Regions from separate parts of the Homo sapiens genome. Here region 2 is linked to region 1. A link is a loop called in an ENCODE intact Hi-C map of the cell type or tissue named here. Cell type or tissue: HCT116. All regions are shown on one strand. Each heading gives the region's core, and the rest is flanking DNA. Links, peaks and the distances in the headings are about the cores only.

The links. Hi-C counts contacts between places; a loop is a spot of excess contacts. Peaks named below come from ENCODE experiments on the same cell type or tissue, not always from the same donor. Only the 100,000 strongest peaks of a DNase experiment are listed, where the experiment ranks them.
Region 2: a loop joins it to region 1, with 14 times the contacts of the local background. A loop is called at or near these places in 5 of 110 quality-filtered maps.

Annotation. Positions count from the first base shown.
Region 1 is chr15:88,470,469-88,486,835 of GRCh38, reverse strand. MRPS11 (mitochondrial ribosomal protein S11) reads right to left here. Exons shown (of 6, transcript NM_022839.5): 3 at 14,111-14,209; 4 at 11,597-11,726; 5 at 9,782-9,847; 6 at 6,060-8,964. The coding sequence ends at 8,857. Among named protein-coding and RNA genes, the nearest start is that of MRPS11, 11 kb to the right of the region's middle. RefSeq lists an enhancer at 1,545-2,334. In HCT116, for the core only: a CTCF peak has its summit at 10,106 (motif pointing left); a DNase peak (open chromatin) is centred at 10,055.
Region 2 is chr15:88,692,113-88,708,479 of GRCh38, reverse strand. No RefSeq gene overlaps it. Among named protein-coding and RNA genes, the nearest start is that of ISG20, 61 kb to the right of the region's middle. In HCT116, for the core only: a CTCF peak has its summit at 6,692 (motif pointing right); a DNase peak (open chromatin) is centred at 6,689; H3K27me3 peaks cover 537 bases.

The DNA of each region.
Region 1 (16,367 bases), core at 9,075-11,574:
TCGGCCCACTCCAAAACTCTTAAAAACCCTAGCCCCAAACTCACTGGGGAGATGGATTTAAGGTTTCCTCTTATCTCCTCATTCGGTGACCCTGTGATTAAACTCCTTTCTCTACTGCAGCCTGGTGTTTCGGCATATTGACTTGCTGTGCACACCGGGCAATGAAACATCACAGTTTCAGGAACAATCTGTTCTTGCCCCTTCCAGCTTCTGGTGGATTTTGGCATTTCTTGGCCTATGGCTGAATCTCTCCAGTCTCTGCCTCTGTGGTCACATGGCCTTTCCTCTTCTGTTTATGTAGTCAAATCTTCTGGCTCCATTTTATAAGAATACCTGTGACTCCATTTAGGATCCACTAGATCATCCAGGATAATCTCCCCATCTCAAGAGCACTCATATTTCTTTTTCTTTTTTTTAAGAGATGGGGGTCTTGCTATGTTGCCCAGGCTGGACTCGAAGTTCTGGGTGCAAGTGATTCTCCTGTCTTGGCCTCCTGAGCAGCTGGGACTACAAGCATGCACCACTGTGCCTGGCTTTCAAGATCTTTAATTTAAGGCTGGGCATGGTGACTCACACCTGTAATCCCAGTACTTTTGGAGGTCGAGGAAGGAGGATCCCTTGCATTCTACCCTTTGTTCATGCCATCTTCTTTGCTGCAAACTCCCCCCATCACCCCTCATCACCCATAGTTGCCTCCTAACTCTTACTCTGATTTTGAGCTTGTGTCACCTCCTCTAGGAAGTGTTCCTTGATTCATCTTCTCATCCCCACCATAACACACACAGACTCTAGGGCACGCGCTGTCTCACTCACAGGTGTCCCCATTCTGTGGTAGCACTCAGTGGTGTCACAATGGACTTTTTCTGAATTTGTCTCCCCAGCTAGCCTCCTAGGCTGCTCAGGCCAGTTACTAGGGCTTAGACATCCTGAATCTGAGTGTTGATAGATGCTTGAGGAATGAGGGAGGGAAGAAAGACTCTTGAGGGATAGACTTTCCAATCATTTGGCGTTTTCATTTCATTTCATTTTTGGCTGCAATTTTTTTTTTTAAACGATCTGGCTTTATCTACAGTTGGATGAATTTAAGGAATTAGGAAGATGGGTGATTGGCTCCCACAGGACTTTTCTGATTAAAATTACAGGAAAAATATTTGAAAATAATTAATAATTGTAACAGCAGCAACAAGATGGGCATGCATCTGCATTCACCACTGTGCTCCCCGCCAGGGCCCCACAGAATCAGCCAAGGCCCTGCGAGGATGGAAGCTGCCACCTTAGCAGTGTGAGGATTGGGAGGGCAGGGCAGGAAAGGCAGGGCCAGCCTGGATGACACTCGCTGTGCCTGAGCAGAGTACACAGTTGCCTTACAAATCCCCCTGCCAGTCCTGTGAAAGTGGGAGTAGCTGAGGCTCAGAGAGATGCAGCCATTCCTCCAAGGTCACACAGTAGAGCTGAGATTCAAACCCTGGTCTTTGTGACTCCAAAGCCTAAGCTCTTCTCAGCCCAGCAGGCTAGAAGGAATGGGCAACTGAGCAGGGTGGCAGGTGGGGGGCATCGGCAGGGAGCGGGCCTGGCCTAGAGTCTAGGGGAGAACTAATTGGATTCCCTGGGGCATAGAATCTGGCTTGTGTAACATCCCTGAGGCTCTCCCTCAGAGCAGCTTAGTGAGTCAGGATCCAGGCTTTCTTCCCAGCCACGAAGGACCTGTAGGCTCCTTAGATGCTGGAGCTGCGTCCCACTCAACCCCCTCATGGTCCTGAGAAACTGAAGTCTTGTGTTGGGGAGGGAGTGTGGCCTGACAGCCTGCATGCTGAGTCTGGGCTCAAGCTGGGTCTAGACAACAGGTGTCCTCCCAGCCAGGGCCCCCTGTGACACCATGCTGCCCCTCAGTTGACATTTCTTTTTAGTTCAAGGGGATTACGCAAATCCTAGGCGGTTAAGCTGCCGCAGGGCACTATGGAAACAGATCGCCCTGCTCTCTCTGCCTCCTCCTCCCAGCCAAGCAATAATGACACCGAGGCTGACTTTTCTGGCAAGACTTGTTATGCTAATTTGGGAGCATGTGCATAGTTTTATTTGAACCTGGGTGGGCAGCAGAGAGAAGCCAGATTAATTACGAGAACAAATTTCAGAGCCAAATCAGATGTCTTCCCCCAAATACTGGACCAACAGTGGAGATGGGGAGTGTTACAGGGTCCGTGTGTGTCCAAATATATACTAAAAAAATGTTATGTGCACATTTCAGCAGATGATTTATGTAATGCCTGACTGCAGCATCTATACATTTTTTTAAAAAGTTCTTTATTTTTATTTTAATTGGTTCATTAATTAATATGAATAAGTAACATCAATATAGCACCTACTTCTAAAGGTGAAGAAGGTAAAGAGTTGAGTCTGCTTTCCACCTGCTACTCTGTCACCCAGTTTCCCTCCCTGGAGCTGAGCACACTGCCAGTTTGGGATATGTCTTTCCAGATACTGAATGCATACACAAACATGTATGTACACACCTTTTCTCCTTTTCTACAAAAATTAGCAACTACACTGTGCACAACGTTCTGCCCCCACTCGTTTATTTTTCACTTAGCAAAGCATCTTGGTGTGTTTCAGGGCCAACATTCCATTATCTGGATGTACTGTATTGTAATTTAACTAGCCCCCTATTGATGGACATTTAGGTTCCAATCTTTTACAGTACCTTCAAAAATATCTTTGCATACTTGGTACACATGGGAAAGAATATCTATAGCTTTGTGGTCCCACACTCGCTGGTCACCTGTGGCTATTTCAAAGTTAATTAATTCATATTAAATAGAATTTAAAACGCAGTTCCTAGTCACATTTTAAGAGCCATGTGGGGCTAGTGGCTTCCATTCTGGCAGGGAAGATATAGGGCATTTCTGTTGTGCAAGGAGTTCTAGTGGACAGCGATGCTGTCTCTATGTGATACATTCCTAGAAGGGAATTATGAAGCCACAGGTCTTTGCATCTTGTGTTGACAGATATTGCCAAATTTCCCTCTGAAGAGGCTCTAGGTATTTACCTTCCCCCAGTAAGAGCTGAGAGAGAGCACACACTTTTTGTTTCAGAACAATCGGTGTAGAATGTCGGAAAGAACACGAAACATTCCCTGTGTGTACTGATTCCAAGGACATTTTGTTTCCATTGTTGGTGCCCACGTTGCTCACATCAGACACTGCTGTTCCCAATTTACAATGGGCATGCCTGTCCCTGGGGTCCCACACCGCTATCTCCCTCAGAGGGGAGACAGCCACCTGGCTGAGGTCTGCTTCTCCACAGCTCTAAGCCTCTTCTCGTCTCCTCTGCACACCCCGACTCTTGGTCCATCATGGTGCAGGGGAAACTGCTGATCCCATTTATTCTCCATCACCACGAGACAGACTTTACTAGAAAACTCAGCACTCTTGGCCCAACCTCTATTTCTTCACCTCCCACTGTCTCTGACCCTCTCTCCCTTTGGTGAATCATGACCTCCACATGGCTAAACCTAAGGGGCACCTCATCTTGTAGAGTTCCTATCAGACTTCTGGACAGCAACCTGCACTCCGACTAAGCCCTCTGTCCCACCTCCTTCACAGTCTCTCTTCCTTGCATTTACAATCTTGGCCATCTTCTTTTCCCTACTCTGTAGTTTTCCTGGTCTGTCTCATCCCACTATGGCGTTGATTGGCATCTCTACATTTGGGGAATGATGCTTAGGCATTTAGCTTCTATGTCCTTGATTACTAGTAAGATTAAACATCATTTCACAGCTTTTGAGCTTTTGAAATTCTTCTGTTATAAAGTCAGGGTGGAAGCAGAGTAGATGTTGGGTATTAGATATAGATTCCAATCCAGTTCCTGGCTCCTGAGGGGCTCTGGCCCCACACCTCCAGGCCCCCAGAGGCTCTTCTGATTCTCCATGCTCTGGGCATCTGCGTCCACAGCCGCTGCCTTCCCACCACGGTCCCTACACCTTCAGTCTACTGAGGAGAGACAGCCTCATCACCATCATTTCCCCAGCACTGTGCACGCCACCCCCACCTCCCACCCAGTGGACAGGGATAGGCGTCAGCATGCTCCCCTCTCCTCAGCCCTTCCAGGGATATTGTTCCACCACCCCTACTTGACAGCCGTTCTCTTTTGAAGTGCATACGATCTATTACTTCTGCCTTCCTGAATTCTTGGTCTGCTTCCTACACTATGGGCCACTCCACTTTGTTTAGGGACTTTGAACCTCATAGACTTCTCTATCCTTTTCCCTGACATCTACTTCCAGGCTTCAGCATCAAGGTAAGTTTCTTTGTCCACATAATTACTTGACTTAAACCTCAGTGACTTGTATTTCGACTGTATTTTAGACACCCATGTGCCTCACTTCCTCTCCTGTGAATGAGCTCTCTCTTGAATCTCTAACTCTGAAGTTCCTGTTGACTGCAGCTGTCTACACACCCACCTCCTTTTGTCCATCCCATTTGTGGAGACTGCTCTTTAACCTTGGTGTGACTGCAAGTTTTTTTTTGTTTTTGTTTTTGTTGTTTTTTTTTTTGAGAAGGAGTTTCACTCTTGTTGCCCAGGCTGGAGTACAATGGCGTGATCTCGGCTTACCGCAACCTCCACCTCCTGGGTTCAAGCGATTCTCCTGCCTCAGCCTCCCAAGTAGCTGGGATTACAGGCATGCGCCAACCACGATGGGCTAATTTTTTGTATTTTTAGTAGAGACGGGGTTTCTCCATGTTGGTCAGGCTGGTCTCGAACTCCTGACCTCAGGTGATCCGCCTGCCTCGGCCTCCCAAAGTGTTGGGATTACAGGTGTGAGCCACTGCACCTGGCCTGATTGCAAGTTTTATGACCCCTTCCTTTCTCTTGAATCCTCTGGTAAGCTATTCTCTCCATCCAGTCTCCCTATCCAGTCCGAACCGTGTGACCCACCATGTCAACTCAGTGGGAACCAGGAACCTGATGACCTCTCACCCCTCAGCCTTGCATGCTGTTTTGAGCTCCTGAGGATGCTCATTCACCCATGGTTCCTCTTGCATGCCTTCTCCTCCACAAAGACTTCCCTTCCGGCCCTGAAGCTGAGGGGACGGGTCTTTCACTCCAACGCCAATATCACTTGTGCCTCTTTTATGGAATTCCATTCTAACTCAGCCACATACCTGTCCTGCCTCCTCAGAGCGTGAACTCCAGAGTAGGGACAGCTCCAGCCCTGTTCCCCCAGTGCCTGGCCTCCATGTTTGTGGACTAGCCCATGTTGGCTTAATTTGGTGAATGGATAATTTCTGCTTTGGCAAGTGACAGCTTCATCACCTTAGGCTGATAGTACCCAGGTTTCAAAAGCAATGTGTCTTTCCAGAATAGGAGAAAAATGAGTAGAGAAAAAGAATAAAGTCCAGCAGGAAGGTATATATGCATTTTTTTTTTTTTTAAAGAGACATGTCAGAGCCTGGTTACAGGCAAATAGAGTTGGTAAATGCTTTCTCCCAAGGTGCCCGTGAAATTCTGCTAGCATTCAGGGACTCTAGTGGTAAACAGGCTTATTTTGGCAGTGACCGTACATCTCGGTGTCAGGTGATAGCCTTGGCAGAAAGATGTGAAAACGTCGCGTCTATGCTGAAAGGAAAGAAATTGCATCTGTTTTTTTGCTAGTGTAGGAGGACAGGCTTTCCTTATGTAGCCAGTCCTGTGCAGCCAGCCTTAGAAGCAAAGCTGCAGATGCATCCGTAGAAATAATCTGAGGCTCTGCTGCCAGAAGACAACAAAGTGTGTCACACAAGCTGATGCCAACACCCTGCTTGTGCAAATACTTGGGACCCACATGCTGGGCTTGCATCTTTCCGCCTGTGGGAAGTGCAAGCACACATTCCACCTGTTTTCTCAGGAAGGAGAGACCTGCTGTTTGAGATGGGCTGTGGCAGCAGGGACAGGGCAGTCCAGCATTTTAGGTAAATAATCACCGCCTAGATTGGTCAGCCTTCAGTGAAGGTACCTTGGTCTCTCATGGGGGTGGGAAGGTCAGTCTCTGAGAGGCCAAGACAAATGATTAAGAGACAGTACAGTTTAAGACAGCACCAGCTTTATTGGCCACTCAGAGCCTGGAAACCACACTGTGCACCGAGAGCTCACGATAAAGCAATGTGCATTTTCCAGTGCACAGTCAACAAGGCGGCCTCCCCAAAACTAGCTCCGGGGGTTGCGCCAGACATCCATTTCCGGCAACAAGACCATTGATCCTTAAGGGTCCTCTGTCCTGTCTGCGCATGTAGGCTCTGCTGGGCAGGATCTTCCTTTCCAAAGCCCTCTTGTGAGTAAAATAACATTTTAAAAACTATGGTGTGTGGATCAGGCGCAGTGGCTCACGCCTGTTATCCCAGCACTTTGGGAGGCCGAGGTGGGGGGACTGCTTGAGACCAGGAGTTCAAGACCTGGTCTCAATACAAAAAATACAAAAATTATCCATGTGTGGTGGCATGCGCCTGTAGTCCCAGATGCTCACAGGAGGCTGAAGCTGGAGGATCACTTGAGCCCAGGAGTTTGAGGCTGCAGTGAACCATGGTCGTACCACTGCAATCCAGCCTGGGTGACAACGAGACTCAAAAACCAAAACCAAAATAAAAACCTATGGTGTATGGAGGACTTACAGAAGCCACAGAAGCCTCCTGTGTTTACTATCCTCTACGTGCCCCTCCAGATCCACTCTGCAGCCTGGGAGGCTGAGCCTCCAAGTACCACAACACTGAGTTCCCTTCCTTTTTGCTTCCTTTTGGGATCAGCCAAGGGGGACCCCAGCAAGGGACTACAGGCCGGGAACAGCCAGGCATTTCTTCCCTCTCCCTCAGGCCATGGTTTTGGCAGAGGTGCACTCTGCTGCTGTGGCAGCTCCTGCCAGGTTCTAGGAACTGTTCTTCCCTGCCTCTTCTAGCCTAGGGTGGCAGCTGCTTTGTAGTCCACCTTCTTTATTTCCTTAATCTTACCCATGCCTCTGCAAAGAGCTTTCATTGAGCTTTTCTCTTAAACCTTGTGAGCTGTTTCCTGCTCAGACCCTGATTGAACTGTCTGATGGCTACGGGCCCTCTGTCCACCAAACCATATCAAATCGCGAAGTGCAATTTTCAAGTGCACCATGTTTTAATGCATTGTGTTTATATGTAGTTTTGCGGTGAAACAGTCTAATTCCTTCCGACAGTGGCTTTGATCCAAGAAGCCTCCGGTTGGGCTTCTTTGGTCACTGTCACAAGATGGCCTTCATAGGACCTGCTAAGGACTAAAGAGAAGGCAGTAGGGAGGCATTTTTCCTCTAAATTCATGTCTTGGTTCGTGATCTTCCTCCTTTCTTTGTCCTAACACAGCCTCTTGCCTATTTAAGGGGGCATCTGTGTCTTTTCCTATACTGAGTTCAGGCAGATCACAGTACTTAGCTGGCTGGACACAGAAGTAAAACTCCACAGTGCCTTCCCCTTCTGGTCAGCAGCCCTTCCTGCACTCATCTGGGAGGAACAGTGCTTTTGTGTACTTGACCACTCCTTCTCAGCTTCTGGTGATACTCTCACCCTTAGTCTTTGCCTGTGGAAGAGGGGACTCTCTGGTCGTGTCTCTAGAGCCCCCACCTTTGGCCTCTGTGCCGTATCCAGGAACCCTAGAGCCCCAACAGAGGAGCAGTCAGTCCTGCCTGGGGGTCCTGAGTTGTGCCCCACTGCCAGCACTACCCAGGTTCCTTATCAACTTGCTTTCTGCACTTCTAGATTTGGACTCTACTCAAGCCCATCCTGCCATCCACCCTATTTTCTAGAGAATCATCAGGTTTTTTTTTTTAATTTTTTTAAATTTTTATTTATATTTATTTATTTTTTTGAGACAGTCTCGCTGTCACCTGGGCTGGAGTGCAGTAGGATGATCTCAGCTCACTGCAGCCTCCACCTCCTGGGTTCAAGCGATTTTCATGCCTCAGCCTCCAGAGTAGCTGGGATTACAGGCGCACACCACCATGCCTGGTTAATTTTTGTATTTTTAGTAGAGAGGGGGTTTCACCATGTTGCCCAGGCTGGTCTCTAACTGGACTCAAGTGATCCACCCGCCTTGGCCTCCCAAAGTGCCAGGGTTACAGGTGTGAGCCACCGTGCCTGGCCAAGAATCATGTTTTGTACAACTCTACCCTCCCCGCTTTTAGGGCACTCTCTCGTTAGTGCTGGGACTGCTGAAGCCCATGGAGTGTAAACGATGACTGCCACTTTAGTGTGGGGAGTTTGACTGTCCACTTGTAGAAAATCCTGTGTTTAGGGCTAACTTTAAACATGCCCATAATGGCGAAATCCATCAGAATCCAGAGGTAGGTGGCAAAAAGCTCCAATTTGGGGCCAAATTATAAGTCATTAATAAGAAAAGTTACTAGGATTAGCTCTAGAAATCTTGGGTAAGGGGCTAGAAAAGAAATATCTGAAACCAGAAGTGTCTGGTAAATAGCAACTCACATTTATATTTTACTTTCATCTGAGGCCTCACCTCATTTCACACTCTCTTTTTCAAGAGGAATTAGGAATTACGTAACTCTGAAAGCAAAAAATCTCAAAATTATGACAGGTGGTACAGATATTTATTTTCTCAGAGCAGAGTTTGGGCCTAGGCCACGGCTGCCCCTGTAGCTCCCCTCTTGTAAGAGATGCAAAGCTTACTTCTGGGGCACACCCATCTCCAGCTGGAGGTGCAAGCAAAGGCCACTGTGTAAGGAGGCAAAACTCTCCCTTACTGCCTGAAGGATCTCCAACAAGCATATTCTGGAGAGCTCTGACAGGGAGCATTTTACAAGGTCCCACTGGAGCTGAGGCTTGAGGTCAGGTCCAAGTGCAGGCCTCCTTCCCATCACAGCTTCCGAGCCTTCCTGGGGCGGCAGCCGTTGTGTGGGATTGGGGTGTTGTCTGTGATTGAGATCACTTCCAGGCCGCCCATGATCAGTCCGTGCATGGCAGACTGGAAGGAACAGAAGGAAAAGTAGAATGACATGGTCCCAGAAATGATGATCCAGTGTCTCCAGGCAGGGTTCGGAGAGGGACAGGGTGGCGTAGAGAAGGGAACGGAGGGGTGAGATGCTCACTGGCTTTGATACCTATAATCCCAATCCTATTCTACTCTCACAAAGGTCTCCACCCAAACCCTTTAACCAGGTTTTCACACTGTTCCCCTCTCAAACTGTACCCACCACTTTCCACTTTGCACTTTACGATCTGCGAACAAAGACTTCTTGTAGACCTTGGCACACCTTGGGTATCATACTTCTGTAGCTTACTCAGGCAGTTTTCTCTGCCTGCAATGTCCCCCCGTACCTGCTGTGCCTCCACCTCCCTGATACCTCATTATTCCTGCAAAGTCAGAGAGATGTCACCTCTTTGAAGAAGCTAAAGATTATCTGTGCTAATGATCATCAGGAAAGATTATCCCTGCTAGGTTCGGGATCCCCTGATGGGCTCCCAGCGATCTGGGCACATGCTTTACCACAGCGCTCACCAGTCTGTCCTAAGGGATTTGTTTGTGACAGTTCCCCCAGGAACCACCTTCCCATTCCCAGTGCGTGGCACGCAGCAGGCACTCAGTGTCTGATGAATTATACTAAGTGATCTAGGCTTGCTCTGAGGGGCTTGGTCAATTATAGAAACAACAGACGGGAACTTCAAGCAAACATGGAAATCCACTAAAAGGTGTTTTCTACTCTCCCTGTACTCTGCTCTCAAGCCCCAAATTCTCACACTTACTAGGAGGCAAGTACACTATGGAAATCACTGTAACTTACCAAGCGTCCTGGCCCCAGGCCTTTCACCACAACTCGGATGTGGATCACGCCCTTTTGTTTAGCTCTCTGGAGAGAAGCAGAGTGGTTAGTGCCCCGGAGAGAGAACTACTGCATCCAAATCTCTTGCTACTGCCTCCTAGAGCAAGGGGTGTGTGAGCTCAGGGAAAGGGCATCCAGAGAAGTAAACAGGGAGGCAAAGGGCAGATGGCTATAGTGGAGGACAGGCGCCAGCAGAGACCACAGAATTTGGCAGGTTGCAGAATTCACGTGACTGTGATCTGTTTAGCCTAGGACAGCACCGCCACCTAATGGAAATTTCTAAATATTGCTCAGGTTTTTCTCAGGGGGGCAAATGCAGAATTTCAGACCATGAGGCGCCACCCTAGGCTTCAAGGCTGAACCTAAATACCCACTTTAAAAGTATTATCATTTAAAATCTCTAAGCAGTTAGAGTTAAAATTTACTTTCTTGATAATAAAGGCAGTTCATTATAAAAATGGGAAAATATACAGAAATCATTCATGACTCACCATGCAGAAGCCACTGTGAACAGTGACATACTTCTTTTCATAGTATATGATCTGTCCATGGTTGGGCATTTACAGCATTTTGATTTCTGATGATAGTACATGCAATCAATATTTTGGGGTGCCTTCCCTTGTTTGAAGGTCAAGGTTTTCCTTCAGGAAATACATCTGGTTTGGCAGAGTCTGAACATTTGTAAGGCCTGTACTATAGTAGAAATTGTGCAGGCTTTGGTCCCAGACCAATCTGGGTTCCGATCAGTGAACTGAATCGGTGCATGGCTCTGGGCAAGTCACACACTCTGAATCTCAATTGGCTTATGAAAATGTGGATAATACTGAGGGTCTCTGAAGATTCAAGATAATGAATGTAAAGTGTCTGGCACATGTAGATGCTCAATAACTATACCAATAGCAGCACCTTGCCAATTTGCTTCTAAAAAAGGTCTACGACAGTTCACACTGGAACTGGTATTGCTATTGCATGAGTCCCCACGATACTATGTCCTCTCCAAATAGACTATCATATCTCTCCCAACCCCAAACCACTGGTCTTTATTTTTATTTTTTTTCTTGAGATGGAGTCTCGCTCTGTCACCAGGCTGGAGTGCAGTGGTGTGATCTCGAGTCACTGCAACCTCCACCTCCTGGGTTCAAGTGATTCTCCTGCCTCAGCCTCCCGAGTACCTGGGACTACAGGCGCGCACCACCACGCCCAGCTAATTTTTCTATTTTTAGTAGAGATGGGGTTTCACCATGTTGGCCAGGATGGTCTCGATCTCTTACGCCTGCCTTGGCCTCCCAAAGTGCTGGGATTACAACTGTGAGCCATCGCGCCTGGCCTATTTTTAATTTATTTTGGAGACAGGGTCTCTCTCTGTTGCCCAGGCTTTAGTGCAGTGGTGAGATCATAGTTCACTGCAGCCTCAAACTCTTGGGCTCAAGCCATCCAGCCTCAGCCTCCCAAGTAGCTGGAACTACAGGCAGGTGCCACCAGACCTGGCTAACGGTTTTTAAATTGAGGGGTCTTTGGTTCTCAAGCCTTTGGTATCTTGGCTCTTACATCCTAGAATGAACCAACAAGGGCTTCACCTCTAATGAAGCTGAGAGAAAGAAAAAAGAGGAGCCTTTCACTAAACCTTTTCAAACCAATGCTCCAATCAGGGCATCAAAGCTGCCATGACAAACCCTTGCTTCTGAATGGGTAGTATAATGAGGATTCTCCACTCAGTGATGAGCCATGCAGAAAGCAAACACACACTAGAAGGAAGCAGAAGGAACACACACTTACCGCCGCTGCGGCTATGCCTGCTGTCTGTGCTGCGATGCCTGTGCCCTTCTTGGCATTCCGAAATCCCTCTGTGCCACAGGAAGCAAAGGCAAGGGGCTCATTACTAGCAGAGACTACCTGGATCTGTGTGCTGAGAAAAGTAGAAGAAGCACATAGGATACAACTCTTCTTCAGGGAAATAAGAGAGAGCTAATCTATGCCCCTAGAAGCCTGGGTGAGAAAGAAAAAGGAATTCAGTTGCTTCTACTTTGAGCTTCTCAGATGAACATGTTTTGAACTCCTACAGGAAGTATCAGGAAAGGTCAGAATTCTCCCCTAAACCTGACTGAAAACTGGTAAGTCACATAATTTAAAGAGCGCTCCATAATCTGAGAGTAGTTAGTTAAGTATCACCCAGAAAATGACTGTATTGGGGAAAGTTTTAAATATACACAAAAGTGAAGAGAATAACATAAGAAATCTGATGGACTCATCAACCAGCTTCAACAATTATCAACTCATATCCAATTCAGTTTCATCTATAAACCTTGTTCCCACCCCACTCCCCTCACCAATGGATTATTTTGAAGCAAATCCCAGACCTATCATTTTGTCTGTAAATATTTCAGTACATAGCTCTAAAAGAAGGACTCTTAAAAAAATATTAGCAATATTACCATATTGGCTACTTTTTTTTTTTTGAGATGGAGTTTTGCTCTTGTTGCCCAGGCTGGAGTGCAATGGCACGATCTTGGCTCACAGTAACCTCCGCCTCCCGGGTTCAAGTGATTCTTCTGCCTCAGCCTTCAGAGTAGCTGGGATTACAGGCGTGCACCACCATGCCTGGCTAATTTTGTATTTTTAGTAAAGACGGGGTTTCTCCATGTTGGGCAGGCCGGTCTTGAACTCCCGACCTCAGGTGATCTGCCCGCCTTGGCCTCCCAAAGTGTTGGGATTACAGGCATGAGCCACCTCGCCCGGCCTCATATTGGATACTTTTGATGCTTATGACACTATATTCCATGATCAAAAATTATTTTAAACAAGTAAAACTTTTCTCTTTTTTTCTTTTTTATTTTTTTGTGAGACAGGGTCTCACTCTGTTGCCCAGGCTGGAAGTGCAGTGGCACAATCATAGCTCACTGCAGCCTCCAACTCCTGGGCTCAAGCCATCCTCCCACCTCAGCCTCCCAAGTAGCTGGGACTACAGGTGCATGCCACCACGCCTGGCTAATTTTTGTATTTCTTTAGAGACTGGGTCTCACTATGTTGCCCAGGCTGGTCTTAAATTCCTGGCCTCAAGTGATCCTCCCAAAGTGCTGGGATTATAGGTGTGAGCCACTGCATCCACCCACAACTTTTTCTTAATCATCTCTAATAAGTTACTTATTAATACAATTAAGAATGCCTTAAGAAATCCTCAGATATGCTTTGATTTCCCCTTTAGTCATCATCATCCTATTTCTGGTCTGGAGAGCTCTGAGAGCTCACAGAAGGAGGCAGGAGAAGTGACTGAAGGGGAGGCCTGCTGGAGTCAGCCCCGGGCTTGGGCCATCCACTTGTTATCCTGGCTATGGCTCTGACATTCCCCCTACCAGAGCTTCTAGGGTTTTCCATATTGAATAGATGCGTAATTGCTTGTCTCTGTGACAGCCTAAACAGTGCTGTATAGAGTAGACCATAGACACTTAAATGCAGTTAGCCTATGTCCTTATTAGTCTGAGGGGAAGAAAAAGAAATCCAATTGCTGTCACTTTACATTTATCTGACAAATGCTGAAATGAATCCTATAGCATTTCATCTGTGCCACACACTTTAGCCCATGACTGTAGTCTCTTGTGCTGGTCTCTAAATTGCTGGGTGGGTTGGCTGTGACCAAATACTGATCTCATTTCCAAGTGGGGGCCAACCTGTAAAGTTGTCACTAATACCAGCAATGCTTCTGTTGGCAGCATATGTTTGGGAATTCCCTTGGCACTGTCCCCGTCTGTAAGCCACACAAGAACACTAGTCTTGTCACTTTAAACTCACCATCCACATTTAGCTCTACAAGGTGGAGGCCAGTGCACAGTGGCCCAGAGTGGTGAGTACTTTAAAGGGACAATATCTATTTAGAGGTCTAGATTCTGGTTAGTGTATTAATAAATCATATTAATATCTTGAATCATATCTTTTAATTTATATATCATCCATTCCCTACCAGCAACACTTAATAAACACCTTCATGGTGGGACCATATGCCCCTCATACACTCCTTCCAACTCTTGAGCAAAACCAGGAAACACTATTCTCAAGGAAAGCAAAGAATTCTTATAACTAGGATATGCCCACCCTATTTCACATTTTTATGAAACTTGTGTAAGATGGCAGGTGGTTCCTCAAGTGAGGAGGAAGACGGTGCCCTACATTAGCGCCATCATGCAGCACTTAGCACCCTCACTTCTACCCCGGGGTATTCAGGGCCAAGCCTGACTTTCCCTGTGAAGTGGAAAGAATCTCACGCTAGACCTGCCCAGTGTTTCCCTTCCCACTTACTTGTTGTGGGATGCTTTAATGTGTGCAATTGGGATCTCCTCAAATTTCTTTCCTGCCCACCTCAGAGAGCTCTCCTCTCCTGGAATGGGAGGGTAAATGCTGCAATTAGAAGAAAGATTTTATTTAAAATTGTCTCGACTTTTTAAAAATCAAAGAAATACAACACATGGTTAAAAAATAACAGCTCTGTGCCCCCTGCTGCTTCTTAAGTGGCTGCCCCCACCATTCCTTTTCAGTCCTTCTGGTGCCACCACCGCATGTGTGACTGCTGTGCTTATGATGCTGTTTCTTGACTTGCTGACTTCAGACACATCTGGGGACTTTCCGCTATGAGAAGGGATTTTCATGCATACTCCCCATCTTCCTTGTCCCTGCAGGTATACCCGTGTTCATTATTTTCAGATCCTTTGTAGGTTCCTCTTCCCACAATTTAAAAAATACAGTCAAACCTCTGTTTCTTATTTCATCAACCATAGACAATATCTGGACTCTACATTGCAAAAAATGAGACAAAAATAATACTCATATCATTACCATTAAAAAAAACCCAGAATCCCCTAGAATAAAGGACAGCAAACTTTTTCTGTAAAGGGCCAGATAGTAAATATACTGGGCTTTGCGGGCCAACAGGTCTCTGTCCCAATTACTAAACTCTTCCACTATATCCCAACAACAGGTACAGACAACAGTAAATTAATAGGCTGTGTTCCAATAAAACTTTACTTACAAAAACAGGCAATTGGCCAGATTTGCCCAGTCGACCATAGTTTGCCAACCTCTACCCTAGACCAGTGGTTTTCAATGCAGGCTGAACATCAGTCAGCTGTGAAGCATACAGATGTTTAAGCTTCACCCTGGACTTCTGGATGGGGTATGGAAATCAATGTTGCAAATGTCCCAATAGAATCAGATGTGAACACATTGTGTTGCGTTCAAGATCTTCCACTGTCTTAGTCCAAGCTGTCTTCTGGCTATTTCTAGCTAAGTTATCATCTAACTTATCATCTCTAATAAGTTAACTTATTAATACAATTAAGAATGCCTTAAGAAATCCTTAAGGAAAATAAGGATTTTTATTTTCAGATGGTGAAAATTAGGTACCAATAGGGAAATAGGGTTAGCAAGAGAAGCCAAGCCTTGGACCTAGTAGATCTGTCTCAGTCTAGAGCTTTGCTCACCAAGCTGTGCTTTTTAAAATTTGAACACACACAATCATCCTTCAGCAATGGAGCTGGAAATAAACTTGCTGTTCCTCTAGGCCTACACACATATATCAGATTCATGTTTGTACCCACCACAGCCACTTGAAATACAATAGACTCCATTTTAGAAATTATATTATAATCTAAGGACTACTCTCGCCCCAGCCCTACCTGCTTTTCTAGAGGTATTTTAAAAGGCAAATCAAAAACACATTGGTATTCAAAGTTTACAACTATATTCTTTCCTGTGGGTTTGACCTTAGAAGTGATTAGAACTGCCTCGCAATCATACAGCACATACCCTGTTCAATTATCCTTCCATTCTCCTAGATGACTCTTTTATAGCTTCTTTTGTCTCCTCTAACCTCCAACTCCCTGCTTCCTCATTGCTGAGCGGATGACCTCCACAGGGGAATAGAAGCAATCAGACTTTCTCCCAGCTCCCACTACTGAACATCTGTGCCCACAGCCTTTGCGCTCTCTCCTGTTACAGTGCTCCACTTGTGTATTAGCCCCTGAAGGACACTGTTCCCGCAATGTTCCCACTCCAGTATCACTTGTTTTTTCCCCTCTATACTGCACTGCTCCCAATGGCAAAACATATTGTTATGTTCCAAACTGAAAAAATAACAGAACAACCCTCGAAAACCTCTTGAACCCACCTCCTGGGAGCTATTGTCCATTTCTCTATTCCCTTATAGCAGAGCCCTCTTAAGGAACTTTAAGGTACTGACTATACTTGCTGTTTCTTCCTATCCTCTGCTTCTATTCTCCTTGAACCCATTTCAATCAGATATTAGCCTCTACCACTCCACCAAAAATGCTTTAATCCAACTAACTCCACATTACTAAATATAATAGGCAATTCTGTTATTGATCTAGCAACCTATCACATCAGCAGCATTTGACACAGCTGATCTCCCCACCTTGAGCCAAATTAAAAAACAAATGTTCTCTCCTGGTTTTCCTATTACCTCTCTGGAAGTTCCTTGTCTCTTCTGATGGTTCTTCCTAGTCTCCCAAATCTCTAAATGTGAAAGCGCCCCAGGGTTCAG
Region 2 (16,367 bases), core at 5,282-7,781, 230 kb before region 1:
GGAGGGTCCTGGGATTGCCCTGGAACTTCCTGTGGGCAAAGGGGCAGAGGCCAGAGGACCAGGCTGGTATGAGTCGGGAGTGACTGTGGCTGATTCCAAATGAAACCTCAGGGACATTGGTTAATGTTCAGACCAGGGCAGAGGTAGAAGTGCCCAGGGGAATGCAGACTCCTCTCCTGCCACATGTGAAAGGCAAGAATGTGGACCATCTCCCCCCCAGCTCGATGCTGATCCAGGTCAACCAGCAAGGGACAGAATGCGTGGTGCTCCAAGCCTCAAGCCCTACCCTGCCTGCAGTCAAGCTGTGCCCCTGTCCATGGAGAGCCTGGCCCTCTGTGGACTTATGTCTCATGCAGGCCACCTCATTACTCAGCCAGCTCTCCTTCCACCTTTGCCCCAGTTGTCCTTTGGGGACCTTTGGGGATCAAATTTTCTAGGCTGGGTGGTGATAACTTGACAGCTCAGGGATAATATGCTGGGCCAGAAGTTTTCCGTCTTGAGAATCCAACATCAGAATCACCCGGATGGCTTTTAAAATGGCCAACTAACATGAAAAAATGCTCAACATCATGAATCATCAGGGAAATGCAAATTAAAACCACAATGAGATATCGTCTTATCCCAGCCAGAATGGTCAATATTAAAAAGTCAGAAAACAATAGATATTGGCATGGATGTGCTGAAAAGGGAACATCTATACACTGCAGGTGCGAATTAAATCAGTACAAAACCTTTGAAAAATAGTATGGAGGATTCTTAAAGAAATAAAAGTGGACCTACCATTTGATCCAGCAATCCCACCACTGGGTACCTACCCAAAGGAAAAGAAGTCATTATATCAAAAAGACACCTGCACACATATGTTTATTGCAGCACAATTCGCAATTGCAAATATATGGAACCAACCTAAGTGCCCATCAACCAATAAGTGGGTATACACATATACACTATGGAATACTATTCAGCCACAAAAAGGAATGAAATAGTGTCTTTTGCAGCAACTCGGATGGAACTGGAGGCCATTATTCTAAGTGAGGTAATTCAGGAACGGAAAACTGAACACCATGTGTTCTCACAGGTGGGAACGGAGCTATGGGTATGCAAAGGCATACAGAATGGTATAATGGACTTTAGAGATTCAGAAGAGGGAGCGTGGTAGGGGACGTGGGATTAAAAAACTATATACTGTCCATTTTGGGTGTGTTGTACAAAATAATTTTTTAAAAAACTACATATTGGGTACAACGTATACTATTTGGGTGAGGGGTGCACTAAAATCTCAGACTTCACCACTAAGAAGTCCATCCATGTAACAAAAACCACATGGACCCCAAATGCTATTGACATTTTTTTAAATTAAAAAATAAAAATAGGCTGGGTGCAGTGGCTCACACCTGTAATCCTAGCACTTTGGGAGGCTGAGGCGGGCAGATCATCTGAGATCAGGAGTTTGAGACCGGCCTGGCCAACATGGTGAAACCCTGTCTGTACTAAAAATACAAAATTAGCTGGGCATGGTGGCGCATGCCTGTAATCCCAGCTACTCAGGAGGCTGAGGCAGGAGAATGGTTTGAACCCGAGAGGCGGAGGTTGCAATGAGCCGAGATCACACCACTGCACTACAGCCTGGGTGACAAGAGCAAAACTCCATCTAAAAAATAAATAAATATAAGTAAGTAAGTAAATAAATAAATAAAAGGGCTCCACCCCCATAGTTTCTGACTTGGTAAGCCTGGCCTGGGGCCTAAGAATCTGAATTTCTACTAAATCCCCAGGAGATGCAGATGCTGCTGGTTCAAGTAACTGCACTCTGAGACCCATGTGTAGGTACGACCGGATGAGGCAGGGACAGCTGCAGCTAACATAGCCAGAAACGGCCTCCCTGAGGAGGCAACATTCAGCTCCGACCTGAACGACAAGAAGGAGCCAGCTGTGCAAAGTCTAGGAGTTCCTAAACTCTTCTGGGCCTGGGGTGCTAGGGCAGTCTGGTGAAGCCTATGCATCCCTTCCCAGAAGGATGTTTGTAATTGCATTAAATTAATATACATGGGGTTACACAGGAAAATCATTATCTTGAAACCCAGCTCAACCCATGGAACCCCTGGTTAAAAAACAAAAACAAAAACAAAAAAAACCTGGGAAAAGAGTATTTGAGGAAGAGGGAATGGTAAGTGTGAAGTCCCTGGGTTGGGTGAATTCGGCAGGTTGGGGGAAAAGATGCTCAATGCGTGGAGCGAGTGAAGCAGAGGCTAGGTCCTGCGGTGCTTGTGCTTTGGGGATGGCTCTAGTCTATATTCCCAGTGTGCTGAACACCAACAAGGCTTTCAAATCTGCTTACAGATCTGCTTACCACGCCATCGGGGCAGGGTGGTGAGCAGATTCGTATTCTAAACCATCACTGTGGCTGCTGGATGGAGAATGGGATGTTAGGGGGACAAGAAGGGAGGCAGGAGACCCTTGGGAGCTACTGCAGGCCTCCAGGGCATACACATAGGATGCGATCTTCGACGCAGGGCAGGGAGAGGATCCTTCGGGGCCAAGAGGGACCTTGGAGGTGTAAACTGAGTGAAGTACCTATGTATTGGACACAGGCAACGGAGGACGGGTATTTGGGGTTAGTGTCTACTGCTGACTCTGTTACTAATTCACCACGGGCCCTAGGCTCAATCGCTCCCTGTCTCAGGTTCTCAGGCTCTAGTGGGTAAAAGGAAGGCTTGGACTAAGCTCCCACAGTGAGAGTCGAGAGAGTTCAGTGCAGGCCCCGCGAACCCTCTGGCTGGAAGTGCTGTTTGCCCGGGAAGCATGATGATGCCCACCGCCGCGGGCGCCCGAGTGGCTGCCCAGTCCGGTCTGCAGGCCTCGTCGCCTGCGGAGGGGGCGGCGTGGGGACCAAGCGGCCGCAGCGAGGCGGCAAGGCGCCTGGGTCCCGCTGCCAGCGGCCGGGGTAAATGAGAGCCCGAGGGAGCCCGGGCGGCGCGCGGCGGGCGGGATTGGCGCCCGATCCAGTCCCTCCCCTCCCCTCTCCTCTCCTCCCCTCCCCTCCTCTCCCCACCCTTTGCCTCCTCTTCCCTTCCCACCCCTCCCTTCCCTTTGCGTCTCCTCCTCTCCTCTCCCTTTTCTTCTCCTCCTCCTTCCTCATCTCCTGCCCCGCACCCCGCTCCTCTTGGCAGAACTGCTGGAAAAAAGGGCCGGGCAGAGGGGCAGACGGCGGCGGGCCGGCTCCGCGCCGCCAGCCCGGGCAGCGAACACTCAGGAGGAAAAGCTGCGCCCCCGTCAGCCTCCCCGCCCCTGCTGTGGGGTCCAGGGCCCCGACGCCCGGTGGAGGGGGCTCCCCACACCCACTGGACACCTGTTGGCCCCCTGCAGGGAAAATGCTTTTTCCCTCTTCACTCCCACCGACCCTCAATCCATGCTGACCTCCCTGAAATGGCAGACCAGCGAGGGCCTCCGAGAGGTTTCGTTATTTAATCAACAAACTTTATTGAAAAACTGCTCCTCGCTGGCCCTATACGGGGTGGGCCCTGGGGACGACACCAGTTCGGACCCTGTTCCTGTCCTGGAAGAGCACCCAGTCTAGTGGTGGAGATACATATATAGGGGCATGAAATAAGCACCCACTGTTTGCCAGATCTTTGAAACACATTATCTATAATCCTTATGCTAAAGCCTCAAGTAGTAGTATCTCCATTTTACAGGTGAGGAGACAAAGACTATTCGCCATGGACTAAGATAATAGATGGATGAAATTTATATTCACAATATGTAAAACCCACAAGAGGTGACTATCTTAAAATACACAAGGATTCCTATAAACCCACCAAATGGCTACAATTTAAAAGACTGAAAGTATGAAATATTAATGAGGATGAGGAGCAACTGGAATTTTCATACGCTGCTGGTAGGAGTGTAAATTGGTACAGCCACTTTAGAAAAACGTTCAGTAGTGGAGATTAAAGCCAAACATTCAAAATTCCCGTGATGAACCAATTCCACTACCAACAGAATTGAGTGCTTATAGCCACCAAAAGACACGTTCAAACATGTTCATAGAAACTTTATTCATAATAACGCCAAACTGGAAACAACCCAAATGTCCATCAACAAGAAAAAGGGTAAATAAATTCCGCATAGGCATACAATGGAATATTACACAGCAGTGGAAAAGAATGACCTAGCACACAACCACCTAGATAAATCTGAAAGATGCCAGATATGAAAGAGAACTTACTGCATGATTCTGTTTATATACAGGTTTTTGAAAGCGAAACCAATCTAAGGTGTAGAGGTCAAAGTAGTAGTTGCCTTGAAAGGTAAATGGAGGGGACACAAGAGCCTTTGAGGGGCTGAAAAGCTCTAAATCTTAACCTGGGTGGAGATTACACAGGTGTGTCCATGTGTAAAAATAAATCAAGCTCCACAGTTAATATCTTGTGCAACATGTGTAGACTATACCTTAACTCAAACAAAGCAAAACCAAGAGCTTCTTCCAATCAACAAGGAAATGATAGGAAATACAAATGTGTAATGGGCAAAGGACACCCGTTGGCAATTTATAGAAAGAAAAGTCCTAATAGGTAGCAGGTATTTGAAAAGATCCCCAATCTCATTAGTAACTAGGCAAATATATATTGAACAAGATACTACTTGACATCCATCAGATTAGTAAAGCAGATGGTACCATGTGTTGGCCAGGGGATGTGGGAGATGGGGACTGGAGCACAGATGGGTGCTGGAAGCAGTTGGGCTAGCTGCCCTTGGTGATAAAGTGAGCGCACACCTTGGGACTCAGTTCCAACTCTCCGTGTTTGTACTGGCGAGCAAGGGGACCGGTACAAGGACATGTTCATGTGGTATTATTTATGGGAGTGCTGAGTTGAAGACAACCTTGATGTTAATCCGGGGAGGATTCAGTAAAATGTGGTAGGGTCACACTATGGGATACTGTGCAGCAGTCAGAAGCAACAAATTTCTAATGACATATGTGCATAGATGGATCTCTAAAACATAGAGACATGGCTGGACTTAGTGGCTCATGCCTATAATCCCAGCACTCTAGGAGGCCAAGGCGGGAGGATTGCTTGAGCCCAGGAATTGGTGACCAGCCTAGGAAATATGGTGAGACCCCCATCTCTACAAAAAGAAAAAATGTTTTTTAAAATTAGGTGAGCATGGTGATGTGCCTGTAGTCCCAGCTACTCAGAAGGCTGAAGCAAGAGAATCACTTGAACCTGGGAGGTCAAGGCTGCAGTGAGCTGTGATTGCATCACTGCACTACAGCCTGCATGACAGCACGAGACGCTGTTACACACACACACACACACACACCACCACCACCAGCACCAACGTAGAAACGTGGAACAAGTAAGTAACAGAACTAAATTGACAGCCTAGTACCATGTATGTAAGTTACGCCCATCACATACACACACCAGCTCTGTACATTTTTTAAAGATATGTGTATATGCAAAGGCATACATTAAATGTCTGAGTGTGTGCTTAAGAGAGGGAGATAGGAGATGAAGGAGAAAAACAAAGTAAAACAAAATATGATCCCATCATTCTACTTCAAGAGAGAAATGAAAATATATGTCTATACCTAGATTTGTATTTGGATGTTCAAAGCAGTTTCATTTTTAATGGCTAAAAACTGGAAACAACTCAAATGTCCCTCAACAGATAAATGGATGAACGAAGTATAGTAAAACCATACCACAGAGTGCCACTCAGTAATGAAAAGGAAAAACTACCGATACATGCAACGATATAGATAACTTTCCAAGTAATTACTGTTGAATGAAGAATCTAGACTGTATGATTTCATTTATAGAAACCTGTAGGAAATGCAAACTAATCTGTAATGACAGAAAGCAGATGAGTAGTTACCTCTGGAGTAGGGAGGGGCAGAAGGGAGGAATTATCAAGGAGCAGGAGGAAACCTTTATATGAATGACACCTTCATTATCTTGATTATGGTGATGATTTCTCAAGTGTAAAACTCATCAAACTGCAGACTTTAAATATGTGCAGTTTATTTATTTTATGTTAGGTAAAGCCATAAAAAAAGAAAATAAGAGGAGGGCTTTGCATTAACTAATGATTATAACATACCTGAATTGAAGGGTATAATGAACCCTTTCTAAGGATAGCATATAATTCTATCAAAAGGATATAATTAACTTTCTGTACCTGAAAATTAATAACTAACCAAAAACAAAAAAAAGCCCAAGCAAATAAAGCAAAAAACAAGGCTTAGATGGTAAAGTGACTTGCCCAGGCTTCACAGCTGAGATACTGGCTTCTAGAGTGTGGCTCTAGGAGCCTCTGCAAGACTCAGGGCTTGCATTAGTTTAAGGTGCATTACAGGCAACAACATGAGAGAAATGACCTGTACTTAGTGGGGGCAGAGATGGCCACATTCACCTACTCCTTAGGGGCTGTCTCTGGAAAATGCACCAGGGACTCAGAGATTGGTGGGGAGGAGGCAATATCTCTCTAGGCCCTCTGCATTCAGTCTTGAAGAGAGACACCTGGACAGATAGTCACAAGGCTGGGTGAAATCAGGGAAGGCTTCCTGTAAGAAGGGATGCACAACTTCACACATGTGTTTGGCCCAGAGCAAGCCCTCCCTAAATTTTATCTGTTTATTATAACTGTGCGCCCACAATATTAGAGAGAGAAGAGTGGAAAGGAACCAGGTGTTCCCGCCAGAGGGAGCTGTACCATCAAAGGCAAGGGGGCATGGTGGAGAGCCACAGATGCTTTGGCTTGGCTGTGATGGGAGTGGGGCAAAGTACAGGGTGAGTCCTGTCAGGGATGGTTGACATTCTCCTGAAACTTCCTAGATGACACATGGGCATAGGACATTTTAGGACAGGGGTGATAGAGGAGTCAGAGAGCACTGAGAAGCTCCCCCAACTATGCAGTTGACCTAAAGTCTTAGCCTTGCCAAATCTAATCTGCAGATGGCTTTAATCCATTAAGGTTTGTCCTCAGTGGTCTCTTGGCTTGCCTGACACATAGTAGGAGGCTGATATTAGATTTATCTCTTGCCTCCACCTTTCCCAGGACACTTACAGGCTCTGCCCAATACCCACCCACAGGGCCACTGTCCATACCGAGCCATGACCAGAAAGTGGGCAGGGAGGGCTGGACTGGGTCAAGTGGACCCTGAGTCCCAGGAAGGAGCCAGCCAGGGACAGGCACCCCTGGGCCAGGTGGAGGGAGGGGGTTGTTCCTGATGCCCGCCCATGAAAAAGCCACATTGTAGGGTCTTTGAGGGAGAATATATTTATTTTGTTTCCTGAGCTGTGTGAACAGTGTGTGGTGCCGCCTGGATTCAGTGGGCTCCATGTGGCTGGGGAGGGATTACATCCCCTCCCAGGTGGTATGATATAAAAAGGCCCCATTCAGCACTGGCCTGGAGGCCCACAGGCAGCCCTAGGCTCCTGTACCATCCCTTAGAGGAGCCTGGCTCCCCCCATCTCCCTGAGGCACAGGGCCTGGGGCTGTGTGTGGGGGACTATACCTATACTTGCCTATACCTCTTGGGGTGGGGGGCGCAGGGACAGCTGTTTGAGACCTATTCTCTGAGGGTCCCTGCTCACCTTCAAGTAGGATCCCTCAGGCTGCACACTCAAGAGAGGAACCAGCCAAGGGGGTGGGCATGGGACACAAGAGAGCCACTTTGTCCCAGCCTCTCATTCTCAAAGGGCCTCACATTTAAACCGTGATGTTACCTCTGAGGGAGGTTTCACATCCAGCCACGGAGACCGGCTGAAGGAAACCTTCATCAGACAACTTTAAATTCATGTTCATTGCTAGGCCACATCGCCTACGGGACCTCTGAATTAATATTTATACAATCCCTATGATTATTTTGTGAATAACACAGTTATGTTTCCTTAGGTTTTGTGTGAGTGAGTATGAGCGTGTGCATTTGTGTGTGTGCAGAGTATTAAAATATTTCATGGGAAATATTTTAAAGGCACCCTGATTTTTGTAACCCTGTTTTGACTTTTCTTTATTTGTCAGTGCTCTGGGATTTTCTGGACCTCCAAGGGCCCTTGGCAAAGGATGCCTGCATCCTGAGCATGTCTGGGCCCAAGAGGTGTAGGCAAGCAGACAGGGGGGCTGTGTCCCTGGTAGCCATGGGCAGGGGAGGGCTACATCCTGGCCAGGCATCCCTGGAGTCAGCAGAGAGGCCTGGAAGGGGTCCTTCCTCAAAATTGGCTGGCTTCCCAGATGATCAGGTCCCTGGTAGGGAACATGAATTTCAAGTTCTTGCTGGGCTATTCCTTGCCTCTCCTGTGTGTCAGGCCCCCAGGGCCAAGCATGGGCTGCCTCTCACTGGATTTTCCATACTCCCTCAGCCCTTCCTTCCTCACCTCCAGAGCAGAGCTTCTCTGACCCCAATTTGGAGGTGCTGGGAAGCCCCAGAAACCCTGGCTGCCATGGGGTCTTGATCTCAGTGGGAGTGAGCTCACTGCAGCTATCCCAGCCCTTGGCTGGCCCTCTGCCTTCTAGTTCAGCTCTGCGTCTGTCTCCCTGAGTCACCTTGAGAAATCACTGAACCTTGGCTCTCCCATCTGCACAATGGTGGATTGCATTGGTTGGTTTTTGAGGGTCTTCTCAGTTCAGACTTTCTGGAAAATCCAGGAACCTGGATGCAGATATTCATATAACTGGGTTCAGACTGACAAACCTAACACAGGCACCTGATTATGCTGGGATGCTGGTCGCTCCATGTGCCCCCATGCTGTCTAAAAAGAGTTTTCTCCTGGGCATTTGCATCCATCCTCCTGGGGAGGTGAACGATGTTGGGCTGATCTATAGCCCCCTCATCCCTTCCCCTCTTTGAAAAGAACCGTAGAGGAGGTCTTGGTGCCGACATTTGGGGTAGAGGTAGAGGGTGGGGAGGTGAGGCTACAGAGGAAGGGGTTGGGAATGGACTGCATGGGCAGGGGCTGGAGGGTGCTGAGCTCTGGAGAGCGCTGAGCTCCCAGCTGTCCATTGTAAAACTGGATCTGATTTCAGCTTATGGCTCAATGTGTCACAGGAGAGAGAGGACCCATCCGGAGGAGAAAGAGTGCCGTCTGCTCCCCAGCAAGGGGAGAGCTCTTTGTGTGCCAGCATGGCCCAGCACTTGCTGTTGGTGATGGTCTTGTACTCACCGGTGAAAGAAGGGTGGGCAAGGGGTTGGGGGTGGTCTGTGAGAGGCCTGGAACACCCAGGCTGGGCACAGCTGCCTGTGCCAGCAAGCTTAGCTGAGATAAGATCTTGTTCTGGGCTTGAGAACAGGGCTCTGGCTTCCCTGGAACGTGACCTACTCATCCCAGAGTAAAGTGGAGTGTTCTGGAAAGGATGGAAGGATGGATGGAGGGATAAAATTAAACTGATCTGAGGGAAGAATCCCTAGTGACTTTTTCTAGATGAATAACTTATATAAACAAGAGAGAGAAACTAAGCTTTATGTCCGTGTTTTGAGCCTGATGAACTAAGAGAACGAGCCTGAAAGGGATAGCTGCCAGTTGCGGGTTGGGGAAGGAGATGGAGGGGAGTGGAGATCAGGCAACGATGACTTGGTTTGAGACCTGTTGAGTTTGAAGCCAGGGAAGGAAAGCTGGGGAAACATCTGGCTTGCAGCTAGAGATTGGGAGAGGGACCCTTGTCTAGATGTGCATATAGATTTGGAAATTTCAATACATAGAGATGATAGTGAAGGTTCTACGAATGTGTCAGTCCTCAAAGGAGAGATATTAAAGCAAAAGAAGGGGAATGAAGGCAGGTAGATCCTTGAGGGTGTTCACGGTTTAGGAGCTGATAAGGGACATGAGGGCAGTGGAAAGGGAAGCATGAAGCCTCCGGAGAACCCGTGGAGAAGGGCATTACCCTCAACTCTTGTGGCGCTCAAAGGGAAGGAAAATGGAAAAAAACAAACTGGACTTGCTGTCTGGTGAATCCCAGGAGAGAATTTTGGTAAACTGTTGACAAGGGGAAGTCATGATTGAAGGGACTAAGGAAGGATTGTCTATGTTCCCTCTAGATTGTTGAGGCATCTTGCTTTGCACGGGTGAAACACTGATTGTATCCAGCCATCACATTTGCCACTTACAGTCATATAGCCTGAAATGTCTAAATAGGATTGTCTCAGGACAGGGTCCCTGGAAATAGAGCACGGGCTCTATCATGCATCATGTATCACTTGCTAGTGATAGTAAGAAAGAATTCTGTGCTATATGTTAGAAGATCTAGTTTCTGGTTCTTGCTCTGGTGCTAACCAGCCAGATCACTCAACCAGAGCTCTTTATCCAACATTAGTGAGTTACTTATCACTCCTTATCTTGTACTGCTGTTTCCATTGCACTCTCCCTAACTCAACATTATCTTATACATAGTAGCTGCTCAATAAATACATTTGCTGAAAGGATGGACAGATGAATGGCTAAGTGGATGAATGACAGGTTCTGGAGTTCAGTTGCCTATCTGTAAACCAAGGGATATGAAGTCAAGCTTCCATACATTTCCTCACACCTCAAATCATCTGTGGCTATGCTGTTTTGATCTAAGCAGAGTTCTTCCAAAGTTGCTTAGAACCTGCACACCTGGGCCAATCAGGCTTTTGTAGATCATTCAATGTAATATCCTTCTGAGCCATTGTCACATCTCCACGGCCTTTCCTTTATGATCGGTGAGAGGATCTTAGAAGATTAATACTAAGTATTTGTTGAATGAAAAAGAAATCATTTCCAATTATAACCTGACACATTTAAGGATCTATGGCATGTGGGTCTCATGGTAGACAACACGCTCTACAGTGTTTGCCAGCTGTTTGAAGATTATCCTACACAACGGGGCAGGATGTACTCCCATAGCCAGTTTCTGGTGTGACATCTGAATGTGGCTTTGCAGCTTTGGGCTTGGGCGTGTCCTTACGTCCATGAGGCCATCAACACAGCACTCGGAAGCATCATGTCTGGGCCCCTGCCACAGTGTAAGAGAGAAGCTGACAATTTGGAACATGCCCAGAGGCAAGTGGCCAGGATGGTGAAGGGTCTGGAAATGTCACAGGCGATGAATGGGAAAAGAACCGAGGGAATTCGCCAGAAGAGAGAGACACATGATAGCTGCCTGCAAAGACTTGAAGGGTTGTAACAAAAGGTGTGTCCAAGCTAACCTGGACTAGGGTTTGGCTTTTTCCCTACGTGGGCCTCCTGAGAACAGACCTGCCAGTGGCAGATATAAGTTACAGAGAGGCCAATTTCAGCTCAGTCTAAGAACTTAAGAAGATTTTTTTCAACTGAGTTATAACAACATAGAATTGAAGGAGAGAATGCATGAGCATTGCCAGGACTGAAGGAAAGGAGATCTCATCAAATGGGTAGTTGGTCTAGGTGAATTTTCAGAGCTCTTGCAATGTGGAGCCTCCAGAACTCTAAATAATTGAGCCCGTTAGTACAAAGAGAGAGCTCCTTGCTTTGTCAATTTAGAAATCGTCTGCTGGTCTTCACTGTGGTTCATCTAATTCCTGGCTGGTCTCCTCTAAACACATTCCTCTATTCAGTGGTTTTGGCCTCCCAATTGAAATGACTATAAGCCTCTCTCCTCTACGTGTTTAACAAAAAATATATTTTTAATTCTTTTTTTCCAAATAAAGAGCTTAGGAGGTCTCAGGAAGACTGTCCCCAAATGGAGAAATTCCATAAGAAACAAACAAACAAACAAGCCTCCAAGCAAAAATTATACGGCCGTAAAAATCAAACCCTCAAGATTCCGTTTGCCTGGCTGTCCAGAAAATAGAGCTTTGTCTGCCTCTAAGATCTCTTCAGGGATGATGGATTTGCCTCACCCATGACTGGACCCATTAAATTTAAATCTGGGGGCAGGGTAGGTGGGAAACCCTCTGAAGCTCACACCTCCTGAAGGTGGATGGAGAGGGAGAAACATCATCTCCACAGCAACCAGGGGCCCCCAGCATAAGAACCTCCCGTATACCTGGAGCCAAGTCTTCCCATAGCGACTGGGCCTGAGGGTTGCATGGCTGGGGCCTCCTATCTGGTGGTTGGTGATGTCAGTGGAGCCTCTGATGCAGTGATTTTCTTGGAATTATGCAGAAAGTATGGCCCATAAAATAGAAATTAATCTATCAGCTGCAAGGCTTAAAATAAAAACTGATTCACAACCACTTTATTTGTGACCACACCATTGCCAACCAGAAGTAGCCCTCGACTCCCACACACGGGGCTCCATCGGGTTTTCTTTTCACAGTGGCATAAACCGTCAGAGCCAGAATGGCTCTCTGGGATCGTCCAACCCCCTCATTTTACAGATGAGGTTTCGTTTGAAGCTCAGTTCCAAGCGGGCTTGGCGTCCAACAGGAAAGCGTTAACATTTTCCAGAAGCAGGCGTCGCCTCTCAGCTGAAGGCTGCTTTAACATGAAAGTCCACGTCTTGTTTGAATTAGCACGGGTGCTCTGGGCATGATTACTGGAAAGCGGGTGAGCCAGGGGCGGTGGGGGTGGGGAGTGATGTCACTGGAGACCCCAGGTAAAAGCCGTGGGACATGATGACAGTCACCAGCAGAGCCCTCTCTTGCTTAGGCAGATGTTGGAGGGAGAAATGGGGCGGCTTCTTCTGGAGTCGCTGGTTCTAGGTGGCAGCCACAGCCATCAGGGGCTACTCCAAAGAGGCACCTTGGTGTTGGGGCTCAGGTAGACATAGGAGCGTGTCTCCACCACGTTGGGTGACAGACACAAGGGCACCGCCTACTGGCCCTGGAGTCCAAGGATGCTCTCCGGATCCAATGTGGGCAAAGAACTATGTCTAGCAGAATTTGGGGGGCCACTTTTCCAGGGGCTTGAGCCCTTTGAAGAGGAATCTCTTCTCCAGCCACATCCCCAACTCCAACAACACTGGCTCCACCACCGGCTGCATCTTGTAGGGAAACTGGAACCTACCACACGGAATAAGTGTCAAGAGGAAGGGCTCAAATTCCCTGGGATCCTGGGCTCTCTATAAACCCATAGAAGCCCTTACCCACACAGGTTTCTTTTCCGTGTGTGTGTGTGTGTGTGTGTGTTTGTGCGTGCGCGCGCATGGTGTTAGAGGAAGGGCGGGGGTGGGGAATGAGGGAAGTTGTGCTGACAATTGCAAGTCTGTTCTGGAGCCCAGAGGAAAAAGTTAGTACAGACCTAAGTAAGAGAAAGAAAATTTCAGGGTTTCCAAGAATACTTAAATAATTGCTGCTATTCCGGCCCTCAGATTGGCGGTTTGTTTGAGTAATAGCTCTGGCATGAACCCTTTATACCACACTTTGTCCTGGAGGCCAGGCTGGCTCTGTCATGTCTGCAAGGGATACCCCAGGGTGCACCATATTCTGGGGACACTCTACAGTGAGGCAAAGGAACAAAACATTGGGCCATAAGGCAAGGTGGTGAAGATGGCATTTCACTGTCAAGGTGCATGCTCATGGACTTACAGAGATATAGAGGCTTTCCATGGGGTGTCCTCTGAGGCGTGGATTCTCTGCCGTACAAATGCCTGACCTATCTTATTACCCCATCAGATCTCAGTGCATATAAAGAGGCTACACAGGTCATTATTTGGGGGCACTCTCACCTTGCATTAAATTTCCCAGGGCTGAGCTGGATGCTGGTTGCTTACAGGATCCCTGCGTATTTATTCTGCCCATTGTATCTTGACTGTACACTGTCAACTGTGATTTGCTCAGGCACCTCTTCCCTACCCTAGCAGAGGGAAAGATCTTTTCCAGAGTTGTCAGAGGTGCGAAAGTAGGAGGAGAAGTTGGCTGAGTTCTGGGGGTCAGGTTCTGGTCCGGGCTTTGCTTGGCTGTATGCTCTTGAGCAAGTCACCTAATCCCGCCATTGAGTTTTAGAGTAATTTGTTACACTGCAATAGATAGCTCATCCACTGCCCGTAACATCCACCCTGGTGCCACCATTTTGAGAAACACAGACTATATTGACCCCCTCTCCTTCTTCACATGCCGTCTTGGAATGTTTCTTTTCCAGTTTCTCATGTGTCCCTCAAGGATACTGGATGGTTTCTAGGATCTCCACCTTCTCTGGAAAATGTGAGCATGTTAACATTCTTCTTAGGTGGGGCACCAGACTGGTACCAGTAGTGGCGGCACTGTCACCCCCCTCTGGCTTCACTATTCCTGTTTGAAGATTCCTCCTTCACTCACCAGCTATGTGACTTTGTGTAAGTTATTAAACTTACCTGGGCTTCCATTTCCTCATCTGTAAAATGAGGATAAGATATTCCCTGTCTCACAGGGCTATTGTGAGTGAGGATTAAAAGAGATAATGTATGCTGAGTGCTTAAAACAGTGCCTAGCATGTAGTGGGTGCTTAATAAATGCAGCTGTCACATCGTTGGTTAGCATTTAGCCCCTCTGTTCTGTTCAAACTACTACAACAAATGTGCAAAGACAATTGGGGTCACAGAAGAGGGAAAAGGCACTCCCTGTTTGCTGGTCCTTATTCTGCAGGAAACTCCATGTTTCTCACCCATCTACAGGGGCCATTTCTCCACCTCACACAAGGATTGTGGCCCCTCATCTCTTCTGCCTCACGGTCATTGTGAAGTTAAAATGGGCAACTCAGTTCTTAGGTTGGACCTACTGACAACAGACATATGACCTGGTTACAGTAAAAGTGTGTTTGCTACCACAGTGAGTGACTAGAGATAAAAAATTATAAAAAGAAAAAAAAGAGAGTGTTGGAGCTCAAGGTCCCCTTCTCACTTTCTGGAACATCCCTGATTGGAATCTGCCACTTTCCAATACTGGGAGAAACTCTTGTTACTTTCCTGATTACAACTCCATAATGGCTTCCCACTAAGTCCCAGATGCTTACTGCAGTATATCAGGCCGGGATGCCCTGTCCCTGACAGATTCTTTGTCTTGATGGCTCCCTCTCTTTGTCTACACAGACAAGACTCACTTCTCCCTGCCCCTTGCTGCTTGTTGTGGCAAGTTACCCCCGACCCTCCAGCAGGCCCTGGGTCAGGAAGGAAACTCTCACTTGTTCAGGGTGCACTCCCCAGACCACAGTCAACTCTCTAGAAAGGGTTTTAGTCTGCATGTTGGAGAATGCAATAGCAATCCACCTTCCCAAAGGTTTCAATAGTCACTTTCCATGTAGGGTCATACAATGGGGTTCCCAAACTACTTCAGTCATATAAACAAAAGGGGACCATGATGATGAATATCGGGTGTCACTGTTAGGACTCAGACGTGTCAGCCGTGCCCCAAGGGGATGCTGTTGCCTATTTGGAAGCCTCTGGCACTGGGGCAGTACTGCAAATGTGAGCCCTGAGAGTGAGATAAGTTTACTCACCTGTTTACCTACACCTAAGATATATGTTTTGCAGATAATTTTATCCGGTCTCTGGCTCACTTATTCATCTTCTTAGAAGTGTCTTTTGCCCGGGCGCTGTGGCTCATGCCTATAATCCCAGCGCCTTTGGAGGCCGAGGCGGTCAGATCACTTGAGGTCAGGAGTTCAAGACCAGCCTGACCAGCATGGCAAAACCCTGTCTCTACTAAACATACAAAAATTATCCGGGCGTGGTGGCACGCACCTGTAATCCCAGCTACTCAAGAGGCTGAGGTGGGAGGATCGCTTGAGCCAGGAGGCAGAGGTTGCAGTGAGCTTAGATCACACCACTGTACTCCAGCCTGGGCAATAGAGTGAGACTCTGTCTTAATTTAAAAAAAAGTATCTTTTTGTGAGCAGAAGCTTTTAATTTTAATGAAATATAATGTATCTTTTTTTTCTGTTAGGGTTATTGCTGTCTGTGTCCTCTGCCTACTCTCAAATCATGAATATATTCTTGTGTATTTCTTCTGGAAATTTTATAATTTTAACATTTACATTTAGGACTGTAATCCGTCTTGAACTAATTTGTGTGCATGGTATGTGGTATGGGTCAAGGTTTATTTTTTCGCCACATGGATATTCAGTTCCAGCAACATTTGTTGAAAAGACTCGTCTTTCCTCACTGGATTGCATGGACAACTTTGTTGAAAATCAATTGACTACATAAGTGTGAGTCCTGTCCAATACTGTTTCATTATGATTGCAGAATGACGGAAAGATATGACTGTAATAGCAATTCTCTATAGAAACTGTCTAAACACACACTTTCAATGGACAACATGTACAGTTTTGTAATTATTTTCTTTGTTCGTGTTATTTTTGTTCTGGTTTTATTTATTGAAATGTAATTTTTTTTGAGACAGGGTCTCACTCTGTCACCCAGCTGGAGTGCAGTGGCATGATCATAGCTCACTGCAGCCTCAACCTCCCAGGCTCAGGGATCCTCCCACTTCACCCTCCCTAGTA